2 separate regions of the Homo sapiens genome follow, and region 1 is linked to region 2. Evidence: read pairs that join two places in POLR2A ChIA-PET (ENCODE). Cell type or tissue: OCI-LY7. All regions are shown on one strand. Links, peaks and the distances in the headings refer to the core of each region. The heading gives the core; the rest is flanking DNA. Region 1 holds the start of LOC124909455 (a long non-coding RNA gene). Region 2 overlaps PHC3 (polyhomeotic homolog 3).

Region 1 (12,750 bases), core at 3,440-8,439, 98 kb before region 2:
GACTTTTTCCCTAATGGTGCCTTTTAAAGAAAAAAAAAGTTTTAAATTTTGATGAAGCCTAAGTTGTTGATTTCTTTTATGGTTTGTGTTTTTAATCTTATATCTAATAAGTACTTGCTGAACCTTATACAAGTCTTGTGGACATGTTTTGTTATGTTTTTGAGATGGAGTCTCACTCTGTCACCCAGGCTGGAGTGCAGTGGCGCATTCTCGGCTCACTGCAACCTCCACCTCCCAGGCTCCAGTGATTCCCCTGCCTCAGCCTCCTAAGTAGCTGGGATTACAGGTGCACGCCACCATGCTCAGCTAATTTTTGTATTTTTAGGAGAGACGTGGTTTCACCATGTCGACCAGGTTGATCTCGAACTCCTGACCTCAAGTGATCCGCCCACCTTGGCCTTCCAAAGTACTGGGATTATAGGCGTGAGCCTCTGCACTTGGCCGACCTGTTTTAATTACTCCTAGGTAAATATCTAGTAGTAGAAGTACTGGATCATAGGATAAGCCTATGTTGAAATGCCACACTATTTTCCAAGGGGATACACCATTTTACACCTCAAACAGCAGCGTATAGGAGTTCTCGTTACTCTACATCTTTTCCAATATTTGGTATTGTTGGTCTTTCTGATTTTAGTCATTCTGATGGATGTGAAATTGTATGTCATTGTCATTTTAATTAGCTTTATCCTGATAACTAATGATGTTGAGTACCTTTTTGTTTGCTATTGGCCATTTGTACATATTCTTTTTGGAGTGTCTTTTTAAGTATTTTGCCCATTTTTGTTTGAGTAGTTTGACTTTTTGTTATTCATTTGTAGGCACTCTTTATATATGTGGTCTGGTAGTCTGGGCACAAGTCTTTTGTTAGATAGATGTGTTGTAAGCATTTTCTCCCAGTCTGTAATTGCCTTTTCATTTTCTTATGATGAACAGAAGAATCTAATTTTAATGAGTTCACTTTATCAATTTTTTTTCTATTTGGTGCTTTTTGTGTTTTGCTTGAGAATTCTTTACTCTAAGGTTGCAAACATATTCTCCTTTGTTTTCCTTGTAGAGTCTTACCTTTTATAGCTATGCTTGTGATCTCTCCTGAGTTAATTTCTGTTAATGGTGTGAAGTGGAGTTAAGGTCCTTTTTTTTTCATACGGTTATCCAGTTAGTCCAGCACAGTGTGTTGAAAAGACTTTCCTTTCCTCCATTGAATTGCATTGGTACTTTCTTATAAATCAAGTGGACTGGTTTGAACTCTTAAGCTCATTGTCTTGAGTTCTATAATTTATAAGTCTTGAAATCAGGTAGTGTAAGTCGTCCAACTTTGTTATTGGCTATTCTAACCCTTTGTATTTTCATATATATTTTAGCATCAGCTTGTGAATATCTTTAAAAAAGAAAAAGGCCTGGTTGGATTTTGATCAGAACTACATTGAATCAACTAATCTGGGGAGGATTGACATGTTAATAATATTAATCTTCTTATCCATGAACATGGCATATCTCTGTTAAGGTCTTTAGGTTTTTTTGGCAGTGTTTTGTAGCTTTTAGCATTGACATTTTATAAATATTTATACAAATTTATTCTTATTTTATGTTTTTGAGTCTATTGGAAATGATATATTTTCCTTCATTTTTGAATTTTGTTGCTATATATAGCAATGTGGTTTTAAAAATTGACCTGTGATCTTAACTAAATTCATTTATTAATTCCAGTAGATTTTTTGTAAGTACCTTAGGATTATCAATATACATAAATGCCATCTACAAATAGTTTTATCTTATCCTTTCTAGTCTGTATGCCTTTCTTTTATTTTCTCGCCTTACTGAATGGGCTAGGATATCCTAAAATGTTGAGTAGATGTAGTAAGGACAGATATCCTTACCTTGTTTCCAATTTTAGGGGTAAAGTGGTCAGTCTTTCACACTTAAGTATAATGATAGCTATAGATTTTTCATAGATGTTCCTTATCAGGTTGAGGAAACCATCAGTTTCCTACTTTGCTGAGAGGTTTTTATCATGAATGGTTGTTGAATTTTTTCCAAAGATTTTTCTGCATCTCTCAAGATGGTCATATGCTTGTTTTCTGTATTCAGTAATGTGAATATATTTATTTTTCATCTGTTGGCACTTTCTCTTCACCTCAAATTAGGGAAAAGACCACAGTTACCCATTTTGGTTTTTTGTTTTTTTTTTTAATTACTCAGCTTTAACACTTGAATATCTTGGCATTTGTGCATGGAATATTAGTTCAGGAACATGATTTAGACAATTTGAATCAGACAATTTCCATAAAATATTTTATAAACTAAAAAGCAGCGTTTGTGTGTGTGTGTGTGTATGTGTGTGTAGAGTTATTTGGCTTGAGAGCCCTGCCTGCCCAACAAACTTATCTTAAACTCTCATCATTATTAGTCTCATGCTTAAAAAAAAAAAAGTATCATTTAAGTGAAGACTTCAGGCAGTTGAGGGAGCAAGCTACATGAGTATAAGAAAGAAGACCATCCCAGGCAGAATGGTCTTCTGAAGCACAAGTTCAAAGGCCCTGAGGTCCCAGAGGTATCCAGAAAACTGTCTCTTCAAAATTGCTTTTGCCTGACATTGAAGCAGACAGCAGGGGCTAAGAAAACATCACCACCTTCTGGCAGAATAGAAGGACTGAGCTGCTCAGGTCAAATCATTATAGTAAAATATACCTAAAATTTACCATCTTAACCATTTTTAAGTGTACAGGTCAATGGCACTAAGTACATTCACATTGTTGAGCAACTGATACTGCTATCTACGCATCTTCAGAACTTTTTCATCCTGTGCTGAAAACCTGCACCCATTAAACAGTAACTCCTCATTCTTCCCTTCTCCTAGCTCCTGGCTACTGTTTACTTTTTGTCTATGAATTTGATTATTCTAGGTACCTCATATATATGGGATCATATGATATTTGTCATCTTCTGTCTGCTTATTCACTTAGTGTAATGTCTTACGGGTTCTTCCACCTTCAGCATGTATCAGAATTTCTTTTCTTTTTTTTTTTTTTGAGACGAAGTCTTGCTCTGTCACCCGGGGTGGAATGCAGTGGCCCGATCTTGGCTCACTGCAACCTCTGCCTCCCAAATTCAAGTGATTCTCCTGCCTCAGCCTCCCTAGTAGCTGGGATTACCGCCATCTGCTACCATGCCCAGCTACTTTTTGTATTTTTAGTAGAGACAGGGTTTCACCATGTTGGCCAGGCTGGTCTCGAACTCCTGACCACAGGTGACCCATCTGCCTTGGCCTCCCAAAGTATTGGGATTATAGGCATAAGCCACCGTGCCCGGCCAGGATTTCATTTCCTTTTAAGACTGAATAATATTCTACTGTATGGATATAAAGTCGTTCTTAGGAGATGTGTATGTTATATTTCTGAATCCTGAGAATGGAAACAAAACAGGTAGAATGGTAGTGGGGCAAGCTGGCGTAGGTCTGGGATACTGTTACCAAAGACTTATAGGAGAACTGGACCCCGGCTGATTGGGTCCTGACATCACACCTGACAATGTGATGGTGAAAAAAGGATCTCCCTTAGGTGGTTGTTCTGGTTCAGTTTCTCAGCAATGATGAATAACCGTGGTTTCAGAAACCATGAACAACTAAGCATGAAGAATGTCATAACCTCTCTGGTGGTTGAGTCATACAAGGAGCCACATTCAGAAGCCCGGGATGGAGAGTGGGGTCTCAGGGACTATTGAGCACAGATTTCTGATTGCTACTTTCCAGATCATTGTATGCTTAGGCCGTTTATTTTGATGAAGAAAGCAAGACTAAAGGACATGATAATCATTGAGAACCAGGAGGCAATCTCTAGTTCAGATGTTCTTTTAAAAACTTTTTTTTTTTTTGAGACGGAGTCTCGCTCTGTCCCCCAGGCTGGAGTGCAGTGGCGCGATCCCGGCTCACTGTAAGCTCCGCCTCCCGGGTTCACGCCATTCTCCTGCCTCAGCCTCCTGAGTAGCTGGGACTGCAGGTGTCTGCCACAACGCCTGTCTAATTTTTTGTATTTTTAGTAGAGGCGGGGTTTCACCGTGTTAGCCAGGATGGTCTCGATCTCCTCACTTCGTGATCCGCCCATCTCGGCCTCCCAAAGTGCTGGGATTACAGGCGTGAGCCACTGCGCCCGGCCTTAAAAACTCTTTTTAAACCTCTTCTGTGAGCATGTTTGCTAAGCGGTCAGCCCATAAGTATCTGAACAACTGTTCTTATAATCCTTTGTTGCTCTTATTAATCCCATTCCTATATTGTTGATTTTTTTTAAGATATATTTTCTATTTGTTGATGTTGTTCTTAAAACTCAGTACCTGAATGACTAGTACAAGGTATGCAACTCCTTTCTCTTTAATTCTGAACCTTATACTTGTATTACTTATCTGTTCCCACCAAAATGATGACGAGGTGAATATATGTGTAGAATTTGCAGTCAATAAAATACAGTCACATTGTAAGGGAAGTTTATGTGAAAATATACATCACCAGAATACTAATTTACAAGCAAACATAAGGCATTGAGTAAAAATTCATGGTAGCTTTATAGAAAAATGAATTGTGTCAGTGTAACCTGATTTGTTTTCAAGAACATTTTACGGATCTGGAGGAAGCAGGGGACATAATCTTAACTTTCTCATGCTATTGATTTCATTATGAATGACATAATCAATAACAGCCCGGGGAAACAGGTTAGCTCACATGATACCACAGTTAGACGGTGGGAAGGTAACACAGAGACATTATCAAGGATATGGTTCCAGTGTGGGATAAGTCATCATTTAACCTTTTAGAGGTCAGTCTGGGAACCATTCTGTTTAATCAGTTTTAATCCATAACTGGTGGCATATTAGTGTATATGTTTGTATGCGAGAAATACTAGAAACAGAAGTCAAAATAACCTGCATTAATGGGGTACCGTATTTATAAAATACTGGACAGAATCACGTGAAGGCTAATTAATTTTGTAAGTAAGAGGTTCAAATTGGAGAATGATTGGCACTGTGCCTATTTTTGGCAGAAAAAGCCTATGGGCCATGGTGAATCACAAGGTAGTTGAACCATCACAGTAACTATAATGTGGGTATATGCAGAATACCACATTTCATACATCAGTGCTCTAGTTAATACTTGTATGAGACTGAAAGTAGGCAAATGATACAGTGAAGTCATTTCATAACTGGCAATACCAAGACTTCTCAGAACTATGTTTAGCTTGAGTGCATACTATGTAAAGAGGGTCTTACAAAATGTATACCGGAGCCACAGGAGAGCAAAACAATTATTTAAGTGATGACATCTGGTCAAGATGGCACAGGAGTTCAGGCTCCAAACACCTAGCAAAGGTAGTTATAATATAAAAAGGGTAACCAAATAAGTATAGTTGGGCTATAGTCATTCTAGTTACCTAGAATGTAAGTTGAAATACAAAGGGGTAAGCAGGCTCAAGCTGCAGGCCTCTCCAGCAGGGGCAACCAGAAACTCAGGTTTTTTAGAATAAGGGGATATAGCTTTGTGCAGTGGCCATTTCATAGCCAGTGAAGTTTATCTGAGGCACTTGCTAATTGAAAACTTTTCTCAATACCCTGCCATGATGAAATATGGTTGGCACTGGCAATTTTTGAGACTCTATGGAGACTGAACTTAACATTAAAAACAAATTAAAAAATGAAAAGATAGGGATGTAAAAGTATCCACATGAGCTGATACCAAGGAGTTGGAGCCAGGCTCCAGGGAATGTAAATTGGGAGAATAACTAAGTTTCTTCCATACCTCTAAGAAACATTGGCAACACTGAAATCAGAGACTGCAGTGCCCTCCCTCCCAAACCTAAGAAGGAAGGCTGGAAAAGATGGCTTACCTGGAAGGAATGGGCTTCTGGAAGTTTCAGAGACAAAGACACAGCTTCAGAACCAGAAGCTGAGCCATGCTGCTTTCTTGGCCCAGGGCCTGGATCCGCAGTATCGCTGATACCACAACTGAGCAGGAACACCAAGTGGCATTTTGAGACCTGGTTTGGAAGAAGTCCTGAGAGGCCAGGTGGAGGGACTGAAAGCTGCCTGGGAAGGGAGAGAGGAGGGAAAGATACAGCAATCGAAAACTCCTACTGAAAGTAAGCTTGCAAAGCAAAACTTTAAAATACATGAAGACATAGATATGGAGTTCAAAATTTGTTCAAGCAAGACACGAATTTACTAAAAGTGAAATTAGCAGTTGGAATTCCTGGAAATGACAATAAAGTAAGTATGTTTAGAATTCTTACGATGAATGAAGTCTTGCAGTAGATAAAAATTATGAAGTAGAAGCAAGGGGGAGGGATAGGAAAAAGAACCAGTTAGAACAGTTTTGTATTAAGTCAAGTGGGCTAAAATGCTTTAAAAAGACCAAAAATGCAATGGATCAAATCCAGTACGAGCTTACTTCTCTCGTGTAGCAGGCCTGGGTGGGTATTTCAGGCCACTGGGTGGCTGTACCCTCAGGGACCCAGCTGACGGCACCCATATGGGTTTCAGAATTGCCCTGCTTTCCCACAGGAAGTGGGTGGGTGGGGAATAAGCTAGGCCAGAAATGGTCTTCCTCATGTCTGCTCACGCCCCACCGGCCATACCTAACTTCTGGGGAGCCTGGGAAACAGGTCAGCCACGTGCCTGGGAAAAAGAAGGGAAGATAAAATGGAGAATAAGTTTCTGCCATACCTCTAAGAAACAGTGGTTACATTGACAACAGATTTCTCATCAGCAATAGAATTGAAAACACAAGAGAGTATTATCTTCAACTTAGAATTCAATACTAGTTAAACCGTCATTCAAAAATGATGATCAGCAGTCCCTATGAAGGAAAAATTGGCAATATCTAACAAAATTATGTAAGCATTCACCCTTTGACCTAATGGCCTCACTTCTAGTAATTATTCCAGAGGAAACACCTCCACAAAATAGCAAAGAATATGTACAGAAGGTTGTTCATCGCTACATTATTTGCAGATAGAACAAATTTGGAAACAACCTTTATGTCCACTCATAGAACTCTGGCTGAATAAGCTATAGTATATCTACATAATGCAGCCATAAAAACAATTTTTAAAAAATTAAAAAGGAAGATAGCTATTAACAAAGATGAAATGCTTTCTAGGATGTTTTAAGGGGCAATAAAGAGTCACAAAAAGTATATCTAATGTGCTACCTTGTATTTAAGATGGAAAGGGAAATAACCACACATGTACACACACACATGCACAAACACACACACACACACACACACACACACACTTATTTTTGCAGAAAGATGCACAGGAACTATAAACCAGAAATAAATGATAGGGGGTGGGTGGATATTAGTGGAGGAAATAAGTATGGAAATGAGACTTTTCTGAGCGTACCTTTTTATATAGTTTTGATTTTGAGCCATGTAAATATTTTACATATTCAATTATATAAAATTAAAATGAACTAAAAATAATGAAAACAAAGGAAATCCTGTCATTGAATATACAAAGAGAAACTAATAATCAAAACACTATATCAAATTGATTACATAAATACAAAGAAGAGAATTCAGATAACTTTATAACAGAGTACTCAGACTGTATAAGCTTAGTGGAATATAGTCAAGGGACAAAAAGAATGGAAAAAATTAGGCTTTATTTACCTGGTTAATTGTTGGGCAATGCTATCAGTGTAGTAACTCTGAAACTGCTTAATATGTATTGTAGTTTGAACAAATGAATCAATATACTAATGTCATTGGGAACCAGGTTCTTTTTTGTTGTTAATTTCTTCATTGAAATTCTGTATTCAATCACAGGAGTTGGAGTCTGCTTCCTGCTGGGACCCTTCCTGATCCTTTAAGTTAATCTCTAATTTGCTATTAGTGTGGCTTCCTGCCCTTTTTTTTCTTCAGCTTTTAAGTTCAGGGGTACATGTGCAGGATGGGGAGGTTTGTTACACAGGGAAACGGGTGCCATGGTGGTTTGCTGTACAGATTATCCCATCACCTAGGCATTAAGCCCAGCATCCATTAGCTGTTTTTCCTGATGCTTTTCTTCCCCCCACTCCCCCCTCTAGCAGGCCCAAGTGTGTGGTGTTTCCCACCATGTGTCCACGTGGGAACCAGATTCTTGCTGTGGGAGATGATCTTTCAAGTATGTATTTCACTATTTCACAAATACTGAAATAAGGTGAGGAAGACTCCTGAGATGGTAGCTTTGCATTGGAGGTATCAGTGTGCCACCCAGATTCTAGTTTTAAAATACCATATTTTCCTAAAAAAAACAGGGCTCCTTGAAAAAAAATGACCAGAAGTACAACGTGCCAAAGCGGGCATGTGCTCAGCAACTGGGATGGCAAAAGATACATATGGGAGCCAGCCTGAAGGAACCCTGACAAGATGATTTGGAAAATTTTAAGCATTCAAAAGAAGAATGATGGCAGTGAATTATAACACATTTAATAAAAATAAATCAATGAATCTATAATGTATTTCCAGAAACAACTGCCAGCTCATGAAAGCAGAATGAATCTTAGAATTAGAAAATTACTATTTTACAACTCCCAGTGTGGTGATTAATTCAGGCAAGGATAATAAACGGATGCTAAAACTATCAGGTGAAACTTTGTTATGCAACGGATTGGTCTAACAGTCTCAAAGTATTAATTACAAAGGGAAAAGGTCCTCTACAACAGTAAAATGGACGAGGCGAGGTGGCTCATGCCTATAATCCCACCACTTTGGGAGGCCTAGGAGGGATAATTGCTTGAGGCTAGGAGTTCAAGACCAGCCTGGGCAACAGCAAGACCCCATCTCTACAAAACAGTATTTTAAAAAAAAATTAACTGGGCATGGTGGTGCACACCTCTATAGTCCTAGCTACTCAGGAGGCTGCGGTGGGAAGATCACTTGAGCCCAGGAGTTCTAGGTTACAGTGAGCTATGACTGTACTACTGCACTCCAGCTTCAGCAACACAGTGAGACCCTGTCTCAAAATAATACTAATAATAAAAAGAAAAAGAAATATGGCAAACACCTCCTTAATCAAGTGACCTAACATCACATGACCAGTAATGAGACATGACATAATGGGATATATCATCTAGATAGTTTTCTTGCCAGAAATGTTTAATATTGAGAAAACAATTAGACAAATCGAGATTATGTGATATTTTACAAGATAACTGACCTGGACTCTTCAAAAATGTCAGTATTGCCGGGCACGGTGGCTCACACCTGTAATCCCAGCACTTTGGGAGGCCCAGGAGGGTGGATTGCTTGAAGTCAGGAGTTCAAGACCAGCCTGACCAACATGGTGAAACCACATCTCTACTAATAATACAAAAATTAGCCAGGCGTGGTGGCAGGCACCTGTAATCCCAGCTACTCGGGAGGCTGAGGCAGGAGAATCGCTTGAACCTGGGAGGCAGAGGTTGCAGTGAGCCGATATGGCGCCACTGCACTCCAGCCTGGGTGACAGAGTGAGACTCTGTCTCAAAAAAAAAAAAAAGAAAGATAAAAAACAACAACAACAACAAATTATCCAAAATTAAAAGAGACTAACAAGACATGACAAATATGTGATCCTTGATTGGATTTTGTATTAAAAAAAACTCTAACAACATTGGGACAGTTTTAATATGGACTATGTATTAGATACTATACCATTTAATTTAATTTCATTAAATTAATATTTATGGGACAGTTTTAATTAATGGGACAGTTTTAATATGGACTATGTATTAAATACTATATAATTTGATTTCATAGATAAAATGATGGTATCATAGTTATGAAAATGGCTATCCGATTATAAGATAAATCATCATAGGAAAAATGGGAAAATATCGAGATAAAATGAAGTCTTATAAGACCACACTAAGATAACCATCATTAACACTTTGGTATATTTCCATCTCATCTACATATATTTAAACAAAATTGAATTGTACTCTACATGGTTTTTTATGTTCCTTCTGCTTGTTCCATATTATAATTATTGGCAAGTCTCCATTAAATAGTCCTCAAAGATATTCTTTTAAATGGTTATATACTATCTCTGTACATTTTCTTATTTTTAAATTTCAAGGCCATGCGCAGTGGCTCCTGCCTGGAATCCCAGCACTTTGGGAGGCGGAGGTGGGAGCATCGCTTGAGGCCGGCAGTTTGAGACCAGCCTGGGCAACATAGGGAGACCCCATCTCTATGATTTTAAAATAAATAAATAAAAATTAAATTCCAAGTTTTTTTATTTTATAAGGTCTATTTTACAATATTTTATTCAATCAACATGCCATCCATTGTAAGACATCATTATTTTATGTGTCACTAAAAAGAAAATTTTCCTGAGGTGGGTGTGTCGGGCCCTACTGGGCCTAGCGGCAGGAGGGGGACATCGGCTCCCACCACAGCCCTCCAAACAGCTCTGCGCTCTGAGCGCCCCCTCCCCAGGGTCCCCCTCTCCAGGCAGGAAGATGTCCAAGTCCCGTGCGGCGGAGGCAGCAGCGGGGGTGACAGCGACGGCCCCGAGCCCGCAGATAGTGGAGCAGAGGGGTCCAGGGAGGCGCTGCACCGACGTTGGGGAGAATGTATGTCCTGGCAATCAAAGATCTTTTCCTCCGTGAGCCTAACAAATGCTCTGGAATGTGTTCCAGCCTTCAGGAGGAGAACTCCGTTACACGTCACGAAGTCAAATGCCAGGGGAAACCATTAGCTGGAATCCACAGGAAAAGAATGCAACACGGAGCACGAAGCCCAAGCACAGAAGATCAAAGACGCCAGGAGAGGACCCCTCGCACCTTTTCCAAACCAAAAATGTGAAGCAGCAGAACTTCCAAAACCTCCGGCCTCGTCTTGTGATTCCACCAATGCAGCCATCGCCAAGCAAGCCTTGAAATAGCCCATCAAGGGCAAACAGGCCCCCGAAAAAAAGCTCAAGGAAAAGTCGCAAACTCACGGATTTCTACCCTGTCCCAAGGAGCTCCAGGAAGGGCAAAGCGGAGCTGCAATTTGAAGAAAGGGAAAGAATAGATGAATTGGTTGAAAGCGGAAAGGAAAGAAGGAGTGAAGACTGACCTCATCAATGACAAAGGCCGGGTGTGAACACCAGAGGGAGCTCTCCCGGGGCGCCTTTGTGGTAGAAAAGCACCGGAGCCTCACGGAGATCACCGACGCCACGGGACCCCTCCATGGTGGATCTCCGTGGATCTCCACAGTAAGCCGAGATCGCGCCACCGCACTCCATCCTGGGAGGCAGAGGGAGACTCCAGCTCAAAATAAGTAGATGACTGAATGAATGAATGAACGAATGAATGAATGAATGGATGTTACAGGTTTCCAAGGTGGACTTAAACAGATGGCTTTATATTACCAAAACTTTTACATTCTAGTTGTTTTTGTGCCTTTTTTTTTTTTTTTAATACAGGTTGAACGTTTTGTGCTTCCCATGCATGCAGTCAAAAACTCAGCACACAGGCCAGGCGCGGTGGCTCACACCTGTAATCCCAGCACTTTGGGAGGCCGAAGCGGGTGGATCACTTGAGGTCAGGAGATTGAGACCAGCCTGGCAAACATGGTGAAACCCCGTCTCTACTAAAAATACAAAAATTAGCCGGGCGTGGTGGTGCATGCCTGTAATCCCAGCCACTGGGGAGGCTGAGGCAGGAGAATCGCTTGAACCCAGGAGGTGGAGGTTGCGGTGAGCCGAGATCCCGCCATTGCACTCCAGCCTGGGTGACAGAGTGAGACCATGTCTCAAAAACAAACAAAAAAAGCAAAAAAAAAAAAAAAAAAAAAACCTCAGCACAGGATTAGAGCCAAACGTGAACTAGGAAGCCGCGCGAGTCTCCTCTCTCCGGTGGAAGAGCTGGGACGTGTCCCCCACACCGCGACGAGGTATGAGGAAGACGCTGTCTCCCAAAGGCCTGGACGGGATGGCTCCAAGCTCTTGTTCTCCTAACATCTGGACAGGCGCTCTTTGAAGTGTATGAATATATTTTTAAAAGATTGGGCAGTAAGCTTGTCTTCCCCGTGCTTTCTCGAAAGCTTACTGAGCTCGTGGCCCTGAGCGCGGGCCGGCATAGATTTCCTCTTCCACCCGCTGCGGCTTTTCTGAGCACCTGGAAGCATCGGGGTGTGAAGTCAAACCAGACGTGGGTGAGGAGAGTGTGGCTTGCCTTCCCTGCCGGGCAGAATTTCCTGAAACTGGGCTAATTCTTTGTAGAAATGTGAACGCTGAATTTATTAAAAAATAATAATAAAACACAGGAAACAACTTACATGTACATAGGTCTTGAAGTGAGTGAAGCGGCTGTATTTTTTTGGGGGGGGCATTGCTTTTGTTTTTGTAGAAGAGATTGAGATGATACTCTATTCTAATCAAAATTAGAGATTTGTAGTGGGACCAGAAATTACGTACTTAATACCCCTGCCAGTTTTCCCCGCGTCCTGCTGGGTTGAAAGTTCCAGAGCTGCCGTCTAGGCCTCGTGTTTGTCAGACACCCACGGCTCCTGCGAGGTCGCAGCCATGAGCTGGCGGGGGTGAGTACACAAGCCCAGATCCCCCAACCCGAACTGCGGCTGCCAGCCTCAGAGAAAGGCGCCCAGGTGTGCGGGCAGGGCCGAGACCCCCGGGAATCTAAGATAGGCCAAGGTTTTCACCTAGACTGTCAAGGCTGGAGGAGTAGGTGGCGGCCTCGACCCTCCCTACACGGGACCCATTCTTTTCTTTTCTTTTCTTTTTTTTTTTTTTTTTT
Region 2 (5,000 bases), core at 1-5,000:
TGATCCTTCCACCTCAGCCTCCTGAGTAGCTGGGACTACAGGCATGCATCACCACACCCGGCTAATCTTTGTTATTTTTTGTAGAGACAGGGTTTCATCATGTTGCCCAAGCTTGCCTCAAACTCCTGGGCTCAAGCGATACCCCCACCTCAGCCTCCCAAAGTGCTGGGATTACCAGCATGAGCCATCGCACCAGACCACACTTTTCTTCTTGAATTCCTAGATTATCATATCTACTTCCACGGTTTCAAACAATTCAATCCTGATGACTCTTGATTCTTAACTATAAACCCTTTTTTGAAGTTCCAGATCCAAATACCTACAGAACACATCTTTCTGGGTATCCTTTACCAGCTCAAATTCAGCATGTTCAAACAGCAAACTAATTATTCCTTTTAAAACAGCTTCTCCTCAAATGGCACTGGCATTTTCTAAAATTCTCCAAGACACAGTATCTGGAAGTCATCCTGATGCTTCCCTCTCCTTTACCACACACACAAAATCAGTCACGTATCTTGTTTCTAATACATCTTTTTGTCTCCTAATTTCCATTTTGATTTTTCATCACTTAGTTTGAGACTTTGGGCCCATGTCATTTCTGGCTTGATTACTTTAATATCTGCAAACTGATACCTCTTACTGGAATCTTGTCACCTTCTACTTGCCAGATAATCTTTCCCTGATTATTAATATTAATTACCCATTTAAGAATCTTCTGAGGCCGGGCGCGGTGGCTCACGCCTGTAATCCCAGCACTTTGGGAGGCCGAGGCGGGCGGATCACGAGGTCAGGAGATTGAGACCATCCTGGATAACACGGTGAAACCCCATCTCTACTAAAAATACAAAAAAATAGCCAGGCGTGGTGGCGGGTGCCTGTAGTCCCAGCTACTCGGGAGGCTGAGGCAGGAGAATGGCGTGAACCCGGGAAGCGGAGTTTGCAGTGAGCCAAGATCGCGCCACTGCACTCCAGCCTGGGTGACAGAGAGAGACTCCGTCTCAAAAAAAAAAAAAAAAGAATCTTCTGGATAAAGTTAAACCTCTTCCCTGACAACCTCTCTAGCATCATCTCCTCCCCCTCCACACACAACCTTCCCATTACCATAGCAAGGTATGTGTAGTATCATGATCTCAGTCCTCTATGGCACTGGCGATGATATTCCTGACTAGATTGAGCATCCTTGCCACCGCCATGTCCCAGCCCATCTGCAGCTACATAGTGAACAACTTCTCAAAAATCACCTGCTCTAATAAGCTTTTTCAGGCATTCCCATATCCCAAAGCAGAACTGACTATTCCCCCTCTTTGTTGCCTAATTGTTACCGTCCATATACTTTTAGCATATATTTCTATCTCATCCTTCTAAATAATAATTTCTTTAAGGGTGGGGGCCATGTGTTATTCATCTTCATATATCCAGTATCTACGAAAGGTCTTCATTCAATAAGCTTATTAAGTTAATTAATGTCATGTTATTTTAAGGCATATTTCATATTTTAAGGCATATTCATGCAATATTTAAGCTTTGCTCCAGAGATTAAATTACCAACAGGGAAGAACTGGACCCAAGTTTTTCTGACTCATGTATTTTGGCATTCGGGGTACTTTTTTAATATCCTGATAGCTCTCTAGTTCAGGTTACTCTGCAGTAATAATGCCTTAGAACTTTTTTTTCAGTTGGTGATTCTTTCAAAAAACAGTAAGAAAGAAATGTACTCTTAGTAAGGATATTTACACATTCTCTAAAGAAAAATGTAATAAAAGTCTTCTTTAAAAAATGATTGGCTGATAGCTAACAAGCTGGAGAATGCTTTTTAAGGAAGTATAGTACAAAGTACAAACAGAATGCTTTTATTTTTCTTAAAAAAGAAAAGAGGAAGTGAAGACAACTAGCAACGCCCTAACCACCTGTATTCTACTCTAAGTTGTGAGATCAAAGAACAAGTGTTGTGTTTACTTTTAAGTTCCATATAACAAGTAATATTTCAAAAGCAGCTATCTACTAATAACACCCAACTCATGAAGGCCAACAGATCAGTAGCCACCTCTGCAAGAAGTCCATCTCCCTAGCTAGCCTAACTAAAAAACTGTCCTTCCTTTCCACAACTGATAAGGCTCTCCTTTTTCCTGTGTTGCTCTGCTGACCTAAACCAGATGTCTTTACCAGTTTCCATTAATTTCTCTGTCAGTTCCATCCCAACACTCCTAATTCCCTTTCACTGAAGACCCTGACCAATCCTGTCACTTCATATCTCAAGTCACACTCCACAAAGAAACTCACTTACTGAGCCCGATTACTGCAAGCTGTCTCCCCACTGACGCTAATTCTAGGAGTCACCAGAAAGAAACAAGTCTGCCAGAAAAAGCCACTTAACTCCCAACTACCTGTTAATGTCCTCAAAAGGAGTTTCCAACCGATTACTACCCATAGCCAAAGTCCATTTGAGAGTTGCCTCTACCGTTTCACTGATCAGAATCAATCAGGTATACCCTAAATAGAGAAACATTTCACATTAAAAGAATGATGTATCTGTATTCAGTGGCATTAAAAGATTTTTGTGTCCACTGCTGAGTAAAAAGGCAGCAAAACAACATGTAGAGTATCATTCATATAGGTACATACAAATGTCTGTGTGTGTATATGTATCACAAATGTGAAAAACATGTTAAGAAAGATGGCCAGGCATAGTGGCTCATGCCAGTAATCCCAGCACTTTGGGAAGCTGAGACAGGTGGATAGCTTGAGCTCAGGAGTTCGAGACCAGCCTGGTCAACATGGTGAAACCCTGTATCTACCAAAAATACAAAAAATTAGCCAGGCATTGTGGTGCACACCTGTGGTCCCAGCTACTCAGGCGGCTGAGCTGGGAGATCACTTGAGCCTGGGAGGCGGAGGTTGCAGTGAGCCGAGATTGCAGCACTGCACTCCAACCTGGGTGACAGAGCGAGACCCTGTCTCCAAAAAAAAAAGTTAAGAAAAATGACTGCATTGGATATACACACAATAATACATACTCATAACATGATATATGACTAGACTCAATATAGAAACACACACACACCCATGCACCACTACCTGTGAGAACAGTCACCAAAATGTTAAAGGTGTATATATATAATGCCTTCTAGGAGTAAAATCCGGGATTACTTTTTTTAAAGTTTTTAACTTTTCTATGTAGATATTAATTTTAGAATCAGAGAGGAAATGCTATTTTTCTCTTTAATGCTTACCTTAGTATATTAATTTGCTTTTATCATGTTAAAGCAGCTTATAAATAGTATTGCCTCATTATTTAGTGGGAACTGCTATGTGGTATTTCAAGTATCAGTAGAGTAAAATGCTATATAGAAATTTTATTTTTATTTTATTAAGAAAAGAGATGGGGTCTACGTAGTTCAGGCTGGTCTCAAACTTCTGGGCTTAAGTGATTCTCCCATCTTGGCCTCCCAAAGTGCTGGGATTACAGGCATGAGCCACCATATCCGGCCCTATGCAGAATTTTTTTTTTTCTTGAGACAGAGTCTCACTCTGCTGCCCGGACTGGAATGCAGTGGCACAATCTCCGCTCACTGCAACCTCCGCCTCCTGGGTTCAAGTGCTTCTCCTGCCTCAGCCTCCTGAGTATCTGCGACCACAAGCGCCCACTACCATGCATGGCTAATTTTTGTATTCTTAGTAGAGACGAGTTTCGCCATGTTGGCCAGGTCTCGAACTCCTGACCTGAAGTGATCTACCCACCTCGGCCTCCCAAAATGTTGGGATTATAGGTGTGAGCCATCGCACCCGGACTTTTAAGTAGTAATAGCTATCCATGAAGAATTTTCTTTTTAAGAGACTACATGGTTTTTTTTTTGAGATGGAGTCTCACTCTGTCACCCAGGCTGGAGTGCAGTGGCGCCATCTTGGCTCACTGCAAACTCCGCCTCCTGGGTTCAAGTGATTCTCCTGCCTCAGCCTCCTGAGTAGCTGGGATTACAGGGCTTGCTACCATGCCTGGCTAATTTTTGCATTTTTAATAGTAACGGGGTTTCACCATGTTGGTCAGGCTGGTCTTGAACTCCTGACCTCGTGATCCACGCACCTCGGCCTCCCAAAATGCTGGGATTACAGGTGTGAGCCACCGTACCCTGCTGAGACTACGTGTTTTTTAATAAATCAAAGAAATAAAATACCTATCCTATTTATTTTAGAAAAACATTACTTCTACTTTCTGCAATACAAGCTGGTGAAAATAAAACAAACATAAAAAACCTCACAGTCTCCCAATGTTTTCAGATTTTGGCATCCTAGAAAGAAAACTTGCAATGTCAGAACAATTATCATATTGGAAATAATTTAAAATGTCCAGCAACAGCGATGGTTATATAAAATAAAATCCATTCACACAGTGCAACCCCACACAGCAGCTTAAGTGAGATTGATCTCTGTCTGCAAACATAAAAAGATCTCAAGACACACTGTTAAGGGAAAAAAACAAAATGCAGAATACCTGTGTTTACAATGTGTAAAAAAGAGTGCTAAATGCATATATGCACACTTCTCTATGACATATATGTCCATAATACATAGGATAAGATGTGGAGGGGTATGGAACCAACTAAGAAGACAGACGGACTGAAAGGGAAAAGAGGCTTTAGGGAACTTAATACCTTTTTTACTTTTTCTGTACTGTTGGAATATTTTACAAAAATGCAGTAAAGCTGCTTGTGACCATACAAATATTCAGGCTACAGTTTTATCTCACACTAGTATTAGGTTTTGGAAAAGGCTTCTACACCCAATCACTTAAAATTATATTTTAAAGAATCCTTAAAAACAATGAGTTCTGAAGCCTAAAAAAATTCCCTGAATGAGATAATAGAGGATGAGGACACTAGCAGTAGAACACTGAGAATGACTGATTATAAGCAAATGATTTTCTCTCAGGTAAATTTACATCCCCTATATAGTATAAATATATCAAATGGACTCTGATATGTGGCTGATGTGATTTGGACATT

Evidence for each region. Peaks named below come from ENCODE experiments on the same cell type or tissue, not always from the same donor. Only the 100,000 strongest peaks of a DNase experiment are listed, where the experiment ranks them.
Region 1: POLR2A ChIA-PET joins it to region 2 with 17 read pairs; 6 of 35 experiments call an interaction of 5 or more read pairs at or near these places.

Annotation. Positions count from the first base shown.
Region 1 is chr3:170,051,783-170,064,532 of GRCh38, forward strand. All of the region lies in intron 2 of GPR160 (G protein-coupled receptor 160), which reads left to right. LOC124909455 (a long non-coding RNA gene) reads right to left here and starts at 9,207. Exons shown (of 3, transcript XR_007096156.1): 1 at 6,431-9,207; 2 at 5,871-6,069. It also overlaps the pseudogene RNU4-38P and the pseudogene KMT5AP3. RefSeq lists enhancers at 3,279-3,418, 3,749-3,808, 3,839-3,888, 4,029-4,528, 5,340-5,559 and 2 more. In OCI-LY7, for the core only: CTCF peaks have their summits at 5,547, 6,411 and 6,620; DNase peaks (open chromatin) are centred at 3,549, 4,029, 5,169 and 6,499; H3K4me3 peaks cover 4,856 bases; H3K27ac peaks cover 5,000 bases.
Region 2 is chr3:170,152,763-170,157,762 of GRCh38, forward strand. All of the region lies in intron 4 of PHC3 (polyhomeotic homolog 3), which reads right to left. Among named protein-coding and RNA genes, the nearest start is that of PHC3, 26 kb to the right of the region's middle. In OCI-LY7, for the core only: no CTCF peak of the experiment used is centred there; DNase peaks (open chromatin) are centred at 1,909, 2,349 and 2,859; H3K4me3 peaks cover 2,214 bases; H3K27ac peaks cover 5,000 bases.